Regions from separate parts of the Mus musculus genome. Here region 2 is linked to region 1. The links are chromatin contacts, found by POLR2A ChIA-PET in ENCODE. All regions are on one chromosome and are shown on one strand. The core of a region is the stretch at or near the end of the contact, and the rest is flanking DNA. Distances in the headings are between cores, read along the strand shown.

Region 1 (7,266 bases), core at 3,444-5,943:
GGTGGAGGGGGAGCTGGGTCGCGGAGGGCAAGGGGCAGGGTCCCACGGAGCCCGCATACCACCCAAAGTAACCCGTCAGGCCTTGACTTTGGGAATTACCCCCGGGGAATCTTACAATTGACTGCTCTCCCCAACTGCATCTGGCAAGAAATCCACCAATGTCCCTAGTGCACTGGCCCGTGTCCCAGCAAGCTGGATCACATCTGAAGTTCTGTCCCCTTAATGCCTGTGAATTTTCCTATATCGTGTTTATCCCAGCATCCTGTGGTGCCCTTCTGTGTCCCATAATTCTCAAGACCCTGCATCTGTGACGGCAGCATCTGTCACAGGAATGGTCCCTACTGTTACAATGTTCTAAGTCACACAGCTCACCAGGCCCCATGACTTTTTATGTACTAGTGGGGCTGCAGCTCACTACAGTTCATATCCCATCATCCCTAAGGCCACAAACCCATCATGCATGAACCTCCATAACCCCCAGTGCAGGCCTCCAATGCAGCCCCAGGCCATGACCTCCCATGCATTCCTGGGCTGCTCAGTATAATTTGGATCCCATCATTCCATAGGCCAATAGCATGCACTTGCTCTCTATATCCCACAACGGATAAGACCTCAAGTTATAATAACTCTAGGGCTGTGGCTTGTGTTGGTGGGTCCCCCAGTCTAGCATCAAGGGTCCCTCTGAGTCCAGTGACCTCCCTGAAGGGCTACAGAAAATCAGGCCCATGTTCCATGAGCTATAGAGTAGAATCTGCCCCATATGTCCCGAGATATCCCAGACCCAGTGTCTTATCATGCTTTGAACCAAAGTGTCACTCCAGGTTGCAGAGTGACTGAGCTACAACACAAGCTCTTTGTCCTGCCTGCACAGAGGCAAGGCCTCCCCTTCCTGCCACAGGCTCCCCAAACCCTGCAAAACACAAAAGTAACGTGGGTCATGGCAACCCACGGTCCCTGGTACCAGAATCTTCTTGTGTAGCCTCTGGCAACTGGGGCAGGCAGGAGCCAGACCCTTCTGCTTCACCTCATCCACCAGCGGGGTCAGCGCACGTTCCAGCAGCTGCTGCAGGGACTCCGTGGATAACTGCTGCCCCTGGCTGGGAAGGAGGGTCACCAGATGGAGGAGGCCTGGTTAGGCTCCATCTGGCTGGTAATTTTTATTATTTTTGTTTGTTGAGACAGGGTCTCTCTACATAGCCCTAGCTGTCCTGGAACTCATTATGTAGATCAGTCTGGAGTGGAAGTCACAGAGATACCCTGCCTCTGCTGGAATTAAAGGTATGAACAAGCACCAGGCCCGGCCCTGTTTCTTTAGGTACCTGGTGAAACCATCCCAGCACTCGGGAGGCAGAGGCAGGCAGATTTCTGAGTTCTAGGCCAGCCTGGTCTACAAAGTGAGTTCCAGGACAGCCAGGGCTATACAGAGAAACCCTGTCTCAAAACAAACAAACAAACAAACAAACCCCCAAAACAAAAAACAAACAAACAAAAAAACCGAGTTAAAGCTGACCCTATGTTGGACTGGAAGCCCACTTTCAGCTCTTTCCACAAGACATCCAGTTCTCACTTTCTTTGTGTGTGTATTGTGTGGAGAACAAAGGTTGGTAATGTCTTGCTCAATCAATTCCAACTTATATGCGTTTTTTAAGATTTACCCATTTATTATGTATACAGTGTTCTGCCTGCAGGTACACCTGCAGGTCAGAAGAGGGCACCAGATCTCATTCTAGATGGTCATTGAACCACTCTGTGGTGGCTGCCTGAAAATTGAACTCGGGACCTCTGGAAGAGCAGCCAGTGCTGGCATCTCTCCGGCCTATTTTACTTTATTTTAATCTATGCATATGAGTGTGTGGATGTGTGGCTATGTGCCTGCGGAGCCCAGTGGAATTGGATTCCCCCCGAGCTGGAGTCATAAGTTGTGAGTCACCTGATGTCAGTGCTGGGAATTGAACTCAGGACCTCTGAAAGTGTAGTGTGAGCTCTTAACCACCTGAGCCGGCTCTCCAGCCTCTTGTGTTTCTAGGATGATATTGTATTTTTGTGTATGTGTGATGGAATGCCACCTGTGTACAGACGGGTGGTGTTGGTGGCAGTTGTGAACCACCATGTGTGGGAGCTGGGAATGGACCTGTGTCCTCTGGAAGAGCAGCCAGCCCTCTTAGCCACCGAGTCATCTCTCCAGCCCTCTCCACCACATTTTTAATTATTATTGTGTGAGAGAATGTGGGCACCTAAGTGTGGAGGCTGGAGGACAACTATCAGGAATGGATTCCCTCTCCTCCCACGCTGGGATACAGAGGTTGTAAGTTTGTCCGGCTGTCAGAACACTTTTATCCACTGAGCCAACTTTCTTTTTTGGGGGGTGGGGGGGTTCGAGACAGGGTTTCTCTGTATAGCCCTGGCTGTTCTGGAACTCACTTTGTAGACCAGGCTGGCCTCGAACTCAGAAATCTGCCTGCCTCTGCCTCCCGAGTACGAGTGCTGGGACTAAAGGCGTTTGCCATCATGCCCGGCCTTCTACCTTATTTTTTAAGACAGTCTCTCTTAGCCGGTCGTGGTGGTGCATGCCTTCAATCCCAGCACTCGGAAGGCAGAGGCAGGTGGATTTCTGAGTTCAAGGCCAGCCTGGTCTACAAAGTGAGTTCCAGGACAGCCAGGGCTATACAGAGAAACCCTGTCTCAAAAAATCAAAAAACAAACAACAACAACAACAAAAAGAGTCTCTCTCTCTTTTTTTTTTTTGGACAGGAGTTCCTTGATTCAGCTAGACTGACCAGTACAAACACTTTCCTAACTGTGCCCCTGGTGTTATGTTGCAGAGAACCCAGCCTTCCCACAGTGTGCTGGAAATGCACCAAGTTTCAAATACCAGTGCATCTAATCTTTGCTCTCCACAAGAAGCCAATTCTTACCATGTGGGAAGGGTGGAAAAGTTGTTCCCACAATGCAACCGGGCTCTCATTCTGCATCCCACGGGAATCCATCTCTCACAATGACAATGTGTGATCACACATGTCCTAAATGTGATCTGCAATGTAGGCATTACCCCTCCCCATACCTGGCACAGCGCGCACAGGGGCCTTGGGCAGACCGATCCAAGTTCAAGACATGGTCAGCTCCCCTCCGGGAGTTCTGAAGTTGCCGTCCCAGCTCCTCCAGAATGGGTTTTACTGGGCCCAGTGCCTCCAGTTCACTCCTCAGTGAGGCGACAGACACTGCTGACCTCTCCACCCTGAGGCAGGAGAGCAACCAATGTGGATAACTTGCAATATTCAGTATTATCCCAGCACCGGAAAGTCCTCCTCTTAATACTATAGACCTGCACGGCCTGGCTTGGATGGGTCTGTCTAACTCCACTGGGGATAGAAGCCAGAGCTTCTGCTAGGCAAATGCCGAGCCAAGCTCCCATTCCCTACGGGTGGATCTCAAGCAGGGACTCAGCTTCAAAGCTAAGCCCTTAACCCATAGCAGGGGTTGAGCCACACTGCCAGCCTCTCACTGGGTCACTTAGCCCACTGCTCAAGCCTTTTCCCTCAAGGATCCACCCTCCGATTACTTCTTTCCCATGGAGCCCACATCCCTTCAGCACCTGCTGAGCCCTTACATAGTGCACAACTCATCTGCTCGTCCTCGCAGCTCCTGCAAGCCCCTTGCGGACTGTGCCTGTTCCCGCTGCGCCCGCTCCCACTGGCCCAGGAAGCCATCCAGACGGCCGCCAAGGCCTCCCAGCAACCTCAGGGCCTCCTGCACTGCCCCCTCCTCCTGATGCCACCGGGCTGCCAGCGAGGACACCTCCCTCCTGCGAGGATCAGAAGGGAAGAAAGGGTTGGGTATAAGAGTTGACTATGCATGCTATCGTCGACCTCGCCCCAAATAGATCACCAACATTTTTTTCTTTACTTTTTTTGTTTTGGGTTTTTTTTTTTCTTTTCTTTTCTTTCTTTCTTTCTTTCTTTTTTTTTTTTTTTTTTTTTTTTTTTTTTTTTTTTTTGAGACAGGGTTTCTCTGTGTAGCCTTGGCTGTCCTGGAACTCACTCTGTAGACCAGGCTGACCTCGAACTCAGAAATTCACCTGCCTCTGCCTCCCAAGTGGGACCCACCTGGCCTTGTTTTGGTTTTTAAGACAGGGTCTGTTGCCGGTTGGTGGTGAGTGACACCTTTAATCCTAGCACTTGGGAGGCAGAGGCAGGCAGACCTCTGTGAGTTTGAGGGCCAGCCTGATCTACAGAGTGAGTTCCAGGACAGCCAGGGCTGCACAGATAAATCCTGTCTCGAAAACAAACAAAAAAGACATTCTTGTTTATTGTAGTCCAGGTTGTGCTGGCATTCTCTTTGTAGACTAGGCTGGCATCGAACTCACAAAGATCCTTCAGCCTCTGTCTCCCAGTGCTGGTATTAAAAGAATGCACCACTTTGCGTCCCCCACCCCACCTCTTTTCCTTTTTTGAGTGTACGAAGTTAGCCCGGTACCACCTATGCTATCACCCAATCCTCATCTAGGTTCTGCTTCTGTGCTCACACGTTTAGCTCCCCTAAGCCCCGCCCACATCAAGCTCTTCCAATTCTCATCCACCACTACCCCTCAAGGATTTACTCTGTCCGGTCCACCCAACCGCAAACAAACCCCGCCCACGCAGGCTCCAAGCTCCTCCTAGCTCCCGCCCTTTGTTCCACCTACGGCCTGATCCACCAATTTCCTTCAGTCCCGCCCACCTCAGCTCCTCCAGGCCGGTGGAGACCTTCTGCAACTCCTGCTCGCTCAGCGAGGGTCCCTCCCCTGTGCGGACTGCCATGCCCCAGCCACTGGAGGACAGGCCTCGCTGCCGCGGGGGTTCCTCGGGGCTGCCAGGAGGACCCGAGCAGCCCTGAATGGGAGTGGCAGGGCTCAGACCATGTCGGGAGAGGCCAGCCTCCAGTTTTTGCTCCAACTCCTGCAACTCGGCCTCCTGTCTCCGGGGCGTCTCATCCTGCAGTTGCTGCTGGAGGTATCTTAGCTTCTCCTGAGCAAGGGAGGGCAACGAATCAAGGTGTTCGGCACCTTACCACCTGCAGCTAACTACACCCCATGGATCCCCGAGATTGCAAAGTAGTGTAGAGAGAGGATAGTTGGGAAGTACGCGTGCAGTGTAACTGAACTCCTGCTTGTCTTTAGGAGAGGAGATAACATTTACTCTAAACTCTGTAGTGGCAGGCAACCTATCACTCCCTTCTCCTGCCCTGCCTGCCTAAAATCAGCCCCTGCCTCTTAGGGACCGCGACAAGCTTTCTCGGCGTTCCGTTGGAAAGTGAGCTAGCAGCAAGTCTTCATTCTAGACTAGACCCGGCCTACCCAGTCGTTTCAGGCTACACCCTTGAATAACTAAGCTTCCTCAGGCTCCACCCTGGTCCCACCCAGCGAGCCCTTTTGGCTCCTCCCGTGGGATGGGCCCCTCCTTCCCCTGAGAGCCAACTCCTTCAGCCAGGTCCCAAACCCTCCTCAGTTCACTGAAGGCTCTGGAGCCTCTACACCCCTGTCCTTGTCCACCATAGCTCCTCCAACCTCCATCCCGAGACTCCACCCAAACTTCTCACTAGTTTGGGACCCTCCACACCCTCGTACCTCCAGCAAGGCAGAGTTCTGCTTCAGGACATTGGTTTTGATTTCAGCGTCTTCCACTGAACGGGTCACCTTGCGGCAGTTCTCCTGGGTCAGGACATCAGGGCGGGGGCCCTGCCTTCCCATTCCGGTTCTGCCCCCCACCTTCAGCCTCTTTTTTTGCATCGCACCTGCCCTATGTAGGACGCACCCACTTCCCAACCAAGCTTCCTTCCTAACCAAGCCCGTACTGCAGTACCCCTTTGACCATCCCGCTTCTCCTGTGCTCTTTTTGTTTTAAATTTAAAAATTCAATAGATTTTTTTTTTTTTTGAAAACGTCTTATGAGCCGGGAGGTGATGGTGGCGGCGGCCGCGGCGCGCATGCCTTTAATCCCAGCACTTGGGAGGCAGACGCAGGCGGATTTATGAATTTGAGACCAGCCTGGTCTCCAGAGTTAGTTCCAGGACAGCCAGGGTTATAAAGAGAAACCCTGTCTTGAAAAAAAAAATCTTATATGAATGGGTATTTTGCCTGTGTATATGAATATACATATGTATATGTGCAACAGCGCAGGCAGTGCCCATGAAGGCCAGAAGAGAGTGACATTTTTTGATAGCCACGAGAGGGTCTCATGTACCCCGGTTTCCAAGTCGTTATATAGCTGAAAAGAATCTTGTACTTCCAAGTTCTGAGATCAAAGGTGTGCTACCACACTCAAGCCTGAACCCGGGGTTTCCTGAATGCTAGGCAAAGCCCTCTGCCCACTGAGCCACATCCCAAGCCCTCCACGGTCCCCGCTTTTCTCATCACTTTCTCCCCAAGCCATTCCTTCCACAGCGGCTCACCTTCAACTGACTGCAGTACCCCTCCAACTCTTCTGCCTCCTGCCGTCTTCTTTCCAGATTCTCACTCAGCACAGAGCACTCGCTCTTGACCATGGAAGGGAGACAGGGTTACACAAAGGCGGGGTTAAAGCTTATACAGGGGAGCAGGCTCTTAGCTTCCGGAGGGCCGGCACAATGGAGAAAGGTGGCTACAAAGACGAGAACTTAGTTCTGGAGGAAGAGGCCACAGGGATCCTTAAGTATCATACCTGCAGAGTCTGAACGTGCTGATTAACCCGCGTGGTCTTTTCCTTCAAGCTGGTGATGGAGTCTTTGGCACGTACCAATCCACTGTTGACCCCACTCTGGTGAAGAACAGAAGACATGTATAGTTCAATACCAAGAACATTCTAGAGGCAGCAAGGGTGTATTTTCAGTTTGGTTTTGCTCTGGATGGGCATGTGGCTTTGGGCAAAGGGTGACATCCTTGAATTGAGTTCCCTTGTTTGGTAAAGCTAGAAGTAGACTAATATTCTTCACAGTGTGCTGGGACAAGAGGGGAAGACAGTTTCAGAAAAATGCCTAGAATCCCCCAGTCAGAGGAGAGGATGTGGCTCAGTGGTAGAGACACTACCTAGAACGCCCCAGTGAGGGGCTGGGGTGTGACTCAGTGACAGAGTACTTGCCAGTGTGCACAAGACCGCGGATTCCAGCCACAAATGTGTACCCCCAAAAATCCCTCCTTTTCTGTCTCCCCACTCTCTGAAGTATAAAACTGACAACATCTTGGATCGTCAGGTAGAGACCATGAGATCTCACCATGTAGCTGTGGCTGGCCTGGAACCCATAGAGTTCAGTGTG
Region 2 (7,403 bases), core at 4,368-6,867, 63 kb before region 1:
AGTTCAAGGCCAGCCTGGACTACAGAGTGAGTTCCAGGACAGCCAGGGCTACACAGGGAAACCCTGTTTCGGAAAACCAAAACAAAGCAATAAAATCATCAAACCAACCAACAACAAACTGAAAATCTGGGCTGTGGATGCAGAGTGTGGGCCCTTGCCTAGCAGGCATGCGACTCTAGGTCCATCTCTAACAACTCCTCAAATAAAAAGCATCTCCAGTTGTTGGCAGTGATATTTATTTTTCTGAAAGATGGGGCTTATATACAGCAGTGACAAGATGCTCCCCCCACCTACAGGGTCTTGTGGGGAAAGGAGGAGGTATTGACAGAAGGCACACAGTGGTAGCCCCAGGAGGCCAGGAAGTAAAAGTAAGAGGGTGTAGTGTGTCCTGGGGAACCCAGAGGATGAAACAGAGGCTCAGCTAGAGCGAGCCTTGGTCCACACAGTAAGTGTGAGGCAGCTGGTCCCGAGAGCTTGTGCTGGTCACTTGAGGCTATTTGGCTACAGCAGGACACAGGGACATCCTCCATCCTTCTTCCTGGGAGCACTAGGTGGGCTAGGAGGGAGTTCTTGTTCCTGGTATTTCCTGTGGGAAGCAGTCTGTGAGTGTGTGATGCAGGGCTGATGACCGGGAGGTCAGGAAGGGGATACCGGGCTTACCGGACAGCGCGCACCAGCTGCTCAAATGCCTCATCGACATTCAGACGCAGTTTGGCTGAGGCCTCAAAGTAAGTCATGTGGTGGGAAGCACTGAAAGAGGAGGCTTCAGACCGGAGGACCTGGAGAAAGACAGAGGGAGGAGGACAAAGGGAGGCGTCGGAGAGAGGAGATGCTGAAAGCCGCCGCAAGGTGTGCTCGACTGTATAACTGCAGCAGGCTCAAGATAGAAAGTTCTAGAAAGACCCCAGAGGAGGCTACTGGAGGGTTGAAGTGATATCAGTGAGATGTCAGGAAGATTATGAAGGTGTTTTAGGTAACTGGAAGGCAGGCAGGCAAGAAGTAAGGGTGTTCTTGTTCAGGACAGGGGAACCAGTATCAACGGATTAGTATAAGGGCCAGGACCGTGGCTCAGTGCTAGGGGTCCTGGTTAGAATCCCTCAGTGATGGCCAGGGGTGTGGCTCAGTGATGGGCGATTCCTCTTGGGGGGTCATCTCTTAAGTGAAAGTTGTGACAATAGAGGGACCAGGGATCCAGAGTAGGAGATGGTCACCTGAGAGAGCTTCCTAGGTCCAAATGGGGGTGACCAGGGGAGGGGGCATCTCAAACCTGGCGCTGGTTCTCCAGATCTGCCTTGTTCCCAACCAACACAATGGGGAAATCATCCCGGTCCTTGACTCTGAGGATCTGTGTGAAGAGCTTGCCCACCTCATTGAAACTGCAAGAGAAGTCAGTAGCATGAGGCACCACCTTAGCAGGAACCTGCCCCGTGCTCAGCCAGGCCCACCAGCATCCCCCTCACCTCTGCCTGTCGTTAATGGCAAACACCAGCAGGAAGCCGTTGCCAGCACGCATGTACTGCTCCCGCATGGCACCAAATTCCTCTTGCCCCGCAGTGTCCAGGACTGTGGAGACAGAGAGAGAAACGTGTGGGTCCCCCCAGGTTGTCCTGGGCATGTTCACAAATCCTCTGAGTCTTGCCCCCTGCCTCCCTTCCAAGCCCAGCCATCCCATCCTCACTGTCCAGCCGTGCAGGGATGCCGTCCACAGTGCAGATCTTTGTGTAGGAATCTTCAATGGTGGGATCATAGTCAGACACAAAGTAGGACTGGGGGGTAGAGAAGGTCACTGTCACCGAAGCAATCTGTGTGTGTGTGTGTGTGTGAGTCCTGTCCCATATCTTCTCCAAGTCTCTGTCCCCCCTCTCTCTGTGTCTCTGTCTTTCTCTCCCTGGCCCCTCCTGAGTCTCAATGTCTCTGTCTTTTTCTCTTGGTCTCTCTCCCTCTTGATGTCTCAGCAACACCCCCCCCCCCCCAATCTCTGATCTCTCTGTCTTTGCCGGTCCCATCTCTTTCCCTCTCCCCTCTCTGGGTTTCTGTCCACCCCCTTTCTCTCTGGATCTCTAACCTGCTCCTGGCGGTGCTGTTTCCACCTTTCCAGGTGTCAGGTTGTGGGTCCCTGTCACCGATGCCCGCCCCCGTTTTCCTCTCTTAGCCCCTCTGTCTTCTTCAGCCTTTGTCATCATTACACCAGCTGCATCACTTTGAACAAATCACTTTCTGTCTCCGAGGCTGTTTCGTCACTTGGAGAATCGAGGATGAAGACACTATACCATCTAACAGTTTTGATTGGCAAGGATTCCCTGCTCAACACTTAACACTTGACCTGGTACCGGTCAGCGACCAGCTTCTGAGAATTCTGGTTGAGCAAAGTAGCTGCCGATCTTGCTGTCTCTCTCTTCCCTTCCTCTCCCCCCCTCCCCCCATTCCTTCCCTCCTCTTGCTCCCTCCTCCATAAGCAGCCTCCAGTGTCTCCTCCCCTGGGAAGGTCTAGGTTCCAATCCTGCTTCAGAGAGGCAGCCCCACCCTTATCCCCGCCTCTCCCTTCCTGACTGTGTCCTGCTACTTCCAACCAGGCCTCTGGCCATCTCCAGGTTTGGCCCTTGGTGCTAGGGGCTCAAATTTGGACTCTTTCTTCCCACTGTAGGTTTCTCAACGGCATTGCCGGAGGCTCCTAGTCTGTGAATGTCCATCACCCAGGAACTTCTACAACAGCAAGTGGGCCCTCACTTTCCTAGTGTTGCCCTGATGTGGGGAGGCTCCCCGTGGGAACTGGGTGGAGGTTTCCGGGGCTGGGCTGGATTTTCTGAACTTGGCTGCTGAGGCTGAAGGTGGCTTCCTCTCTAGAGTGCTTGCTAAGGGCTGAGGCTAAAAGGGGTGCAAGGAATGGAGAGGATGAGGTTTGGTGTGTGTGGGGGGATGATTAGGACCCCAAAGTAAATAGATGCCCAAGGGTGAGAACAGCCTGGAGGGTTGGTTCCTGATGTAGGAGAGGTCTATTTATGGGACCTAGAACCTTCCAAGTAACAGGTCTCTGGAGGCTGTGAAAAACCTGAGTTCTATGCTTTTCTTTTTAAATCTGGAGATGACATGGGAGCTACTTAGAGTTTTCAGGGTTGAGGGTAAGGAGTTTGAGTGGGGAACTTAGGATGGAGAAATGGTTGGTTTTCCTTGGGGGTAGGATGGGGGGCTGCATTTAGCAGAATGGGGTATGCCAGATATTGGTGTTTTCCCAGGATGGTCATGTAGCAGGATCTTTCTGAAATCTCAGGTCTGAAGGGAAATCCTCTTCAAGCAGGGGTTACAGGGTGCCTGTTTTAGGACAGAGTGGTCCCAGCTGAGTCTTAGAATCAAAGTCTGGGCAATGATCAGGAGATTAGAGCCTCGGGGAGTGCTTGGGGTCTGAATGGAGCAACTGTTTGGAATTTAGGGTACTCCCAGTTGGTGAGCGGGGCTAGACAGACTAGGATGAGGGCTCTCAGGTACCTCTAGGAGGGTGATTTGTCCCAGGACATATTAGGAGAAAGCTTCCCCTCATGAAGGGGGTGGAGGCCCTGGGCATTTGGAGTCGCAATCAGAGGGTTAGAGATCCTCTTAGGAGGGTCTTAATGATGGTTCTGGGAGAAGCGAAAGTTTCAGGGAACCCAAAGGGCTCAAAGTCTCGATCTCGGGGAAACCCTCCCCGGTGAGGGCCCACTACCTGGATGAACTGGATGGTCAGCGCGCTCTTGCCCACGCCGCCGCCGCCTACGACCACCAGCTTGTGAGTCTCGCCGGGCGGGGGGTCCCTGGGTCCCGGCCCCCCGCCCCGGGGCCGCCCCCGCCCAGTCCCGGACGCCGCCCCGCTGCTCATGTCGCCACCGCTGCTGCTGCCGCCGCTACCGCCTAGGGGGAGTCAGGAGAGACCAAGGGGTGGGTTATGCTAATAATACTGCATAAACATGAGCTTTGGCCAGAGGACACGAGTCTCCGGATGCTTCTGGAGGAGGCGAGGCCAGAGTGAGGGAGGAGCTAGACTAATAAGGGTAGGGGAAACAAGGTTGCAAAAACGGGGAATTCCAAGAGGGGTGGGGATATGCTAATGACCCTGTGTCCACCCTAAGCACAGCCACGAGCTCTCCTCCTGCAGTCCGCCTTTGGGAGGAGCTATGCTAATAAACCCCATCTTTGGGCGAAAAAGTTTTCTTCGGGGCGGGGATATGCAAATTAAATGTTGCGGTAGTTATTATCTAAGGACCACTGTTTCTGGTAGGTGTGGCTTGGGGCTCCTTCTCAGGGCCGTATATAGGGAGATCTTAGGACAGCACAGGTCTCAAAATTAATCTCCGCCTCCTCCCTGGGATTGTCGCCAAGTTCTCTGCCCCAGCTTCGTTCTAGAGGCTGGCGTCTCGGCCTGTCTATGGACTTAGGCTTCCGGTTCCCGCTGTCCCAGCCAAACGGAAGATAGACTGGGAGGGGAGCTGGGGCCCTGGAGGGGGACAGCAGGGTAACTGGGCAGGACGGGCTGTGAGATCACCACATTCCTAATCCATGAGCCAGTTCATCCTAGTCGGGAAGTCCGGGTCTAGAAGGGCCGACAGCCAGGATTTCTGGGCTTTGGAAGGATGCGGTTGATAGCTCAGACACTGGTTCCTACGAGAGTATTGAGTTAGAGACTTAGATTTCTCCGGTCCGACTCCGGTCCAGGGGGTCGGGAGGGGCTCCTTACTACTACTGGGAAAGCTGGGAGTCTGGACTCATGGGGCCAAAGGATGGAGAGTCTGGGGACCCAGAATTCTGAGTTCGAGGGCATGAGTGCTCCGGGAGGGTTGTGGAAGAATTTAGCACTTACATTTATGTAAGATATGGTATTGACGTCCTGAAAGGGAAGAGGATTGAAATTCCAGAGTCCCAAGGAAGAGGGAAATGAGTCTTCACTCATCTGCTCTGAACCAGAAGACTCAGAGTTTGGATTTTCCTGTCCTGAGTAAAGGAGCTCTGGTTTGACTCCTGAGTTCTGAATTTAATGGAGATTATTTTAAGTTAAAGCCTATTCTGGACATCTTAGAATGAACTTATCTCAAAACAAACAAACGAAAAGAGGACTATAGATATAGTTTAGTGATAACATAGAACGTTTGTCTACCATGTATGAGCATTTAAATTCAATCTCTAGTTCCCCCCCCCCAATAAATAATTTTAGAAGCTGGGCATGATAACTGACGAGTCCCAGCACTGGGGAAACAGAAGCAGAAAGACAGCAGCAAGTTCCAAGCCCGTCTGAGATACATAAGACAGCGTCTCAAAAAAATCTTCTTAGGATTTATAGGAGAAAAAAATTAGAAGGGTTTCATATTCAGAAAGGACGACCATGGGCGGGGTAGCGTCCATCTTAATTGAACTACAATTCCCATGGATCTCAACAACGGAGCGCCTTTTTTACATCACTTCCTGATCCGCCGCCTTTTTCCCCGCGCACGCAGGACACTGAGGGGGGTCGTACCGCGCGCTCCAGCAGCCCCGCCCACTTCACCTCTCACCCCGTACACTGTCCCCCGCGTGACGGAGTCTTCACACGGACTACATCTCCCGGCATCCAGCGCGCGCACTCCACCTCCATGTGACGCATTGATTTCTGGGAAACGGAGTCGCCTCCGGTGCTGCCGGCCTTTCGGAAACCCAGCTGGGTACTTGAAATCCCGGCAAGCGCCGCGGCAATTTGGTTCCGCCCTTCCCCAGCTCAAATCGCGAGCCCCGCCCCATTCCGCCCCGCCCCGCGCCGGGACCGGAGCCGCAGCCCGAGCGGCGGGGTAAGATGGCGGCGGCGGTCCGGGCCGCGGGGCTCGGGCCTATCGGGGTGGGCGGGGCGGAGTCGGGTCGCTAGTCGTCTCCGAGTGTCGCCCGTATGCCACGGGGCCTGGAGAGCGTAGCGTGGCACCTTCGGACCCGGCTGCAGCGGCCAAGGCAGTCTCTGAGTAGGGGGCCTTCTTAGGGCCCCGGACGCGCCCGTGGGTGCCAGAGGGCTTTCGTATGGCCTGGACCGCGACTAGGCCGGCCCTCCTTCCCATTGCTGAGCCTGGACACGTCTGCAGGCGCCGTAGATGGTTTTTATGTGCGACCGTAGGCTAGGGTCTGTTGAGAGGCTTTTGGGGCCATCTTGAGATCTTCACTCCCCCAGGAGTTAAGGGGGTCTGCAGAGTCACCTAGTTCACTGGGGTGTATTTGTTAGGGCTGGGAAGTCTCTCCTCATGCTGGCCTCTGCATTCGGCTCATCTACATGGATCTGGGACCATTTATGAGGCCTGGAAGCTCTCTTCAAGGACTAGGAAGTGTTAAGGTCCACCTGGAAGAAAGAGATGTACTCCCACCTAGGGAGAGGGAAGCAAGCTTTGTGATGTGCCCAGAGGCATAAATGAGTCGCTAAGGTCTGGGAAGTGTTTTATGTGGGGGTGACTCGGAGATAGGGGTGGGTGGGGTAGGGTGGGGTAGTTTGAAGGAACTAGAATCGTCCAATGATTGCAAGAATACAGTCTATGTCTTGGAGGAAATTCAAGTGCTTTTGAAGAGTAGATAAATGTGTAGAGAATAATAACAGAAAACGCTGGGAATTTTATCCAGCTCAAATGTACTTGCCTTTCAGAAAGTAATTAAAAAGAAAATGGTTTCAAACAAAAAAGAACCTGTGTTGTCCCCATGCTGAGGAGTTAGAATCATTCCTGAGGGTCTGTAGAGCTGTCTGGGATCATCTAGTGCAGTGCTCTGCAACTTGACCTTGATAGGAAGGGAAAAAATGCATTATTCGATGAGATTAAGTGCATGCCAACATATGTATTTTACTAATATTACTCCAGTCCTGCAAACTCATGGTTCCATTTGAAACTTGGAAAGTATTTTCCATTATGTTTTATGTACTTTGTGTAATGAGCTGTTTGTGAATCACTAAATTGCTCCCAGAGCCCTGTAATTGAGGGATCACCGATCTCACATGGTCTGCAGAGCCTTACAAGGTCTATGGTTTTGGGGATCTCCAAATCTGCAGCCAGGATCTCTTGGTACAATTTCTTTTCTGTGACAGTCAGTGCTTTGGATAAGATGTGTATCAGACTGTGAGAGAGCATCCTCAGAGCTGGGAATTATTGCTATACAGGGTAGGAAAGTCTTGAATGTTAGCTTAGAGAAGCTTGGATATGGTAGGGGGGCCATCAGTAAGGTATGCCTGAGGGAATCAGGAAGAAGCTGAAGGTTTGGAGAGCTGGAGCTGGGGGGGGTTGTGGAGGCCAAGGTATAGTTTCAGAGTAGGACTGAGACCAGGGCTGAGGCCAAAAGGCGAAACCTGGTCGAAGGGCTACTGATAGAATTATTGCTAATGTGTATCCAGCCATTTATATGTGGAAACCAGTGTGAGAGATACTACTATTTTGCCATTT

Evidence for each region. ChIA-PET counts read pairs that join two places held with the same protein, here RNA polymerase II (POLR2A).
Region 2: POLR2A ChIA-PET joins it to region 1 with 37 read pairs in embryonic stem cell. The contact joins the promoter of Scaf1 here to the enhancer-like site in region 1. POLR2A ChIA-PET finds 5 or more read pairs at or near these places in 4 of 5 experiments (Patski and embryonic stem cell).

What each region holds. Positions count from the first base shown.
Region 1 is chr7:44,950,283-44,957,548 of GRCm38, reverse strand. Tsks (testis-specific serine kinase substrate) reads right to left here. Exons shown (of 11, transcript NM_011651.2): 3 at 6,675-6,770; 4 at 6,427-6,510; 5 at 5,603-5,713; 6 at 4,717-5,003; 7 at 3,608-3,802; 8 at 3,062-3,235; 9 at 962-1,097. Among named protein-coding and RNA genes, the nearest start is that of Tsks, 11 kb to the right of the region's middle. Within about 2 kb of position 4,693, at least 1 of the 3 ENCODE cell types and tissues checked has a DNase peak (open chromatin) inside an H3K27ac peak, as active enhancers do.
Region 2 is chr7:45,014,463-45,021,865 of GRCm38, reverse strand. It overlaps Scaf1 (SR-related CTD-associated factor 1), which reads left to right and starts at 5,617. Exons shown (of 11, transcript NM_001008422.1): 1 at 5,617-5,786. It overlaps Rras (related RAS viral (r-ras) oncogene), which reads right to left and starts at 3,924. Exons shown (of 6, transcript NM_009101.3): 1 at 3,698-3,924; 2 at 1,679-1,766; 3 at 1,461-1,563; 4 at 1,268-1,376; 5 at 661-779; 6 at 220-586. The coding sequence starts at 3,850. The coding sequence ends at 502.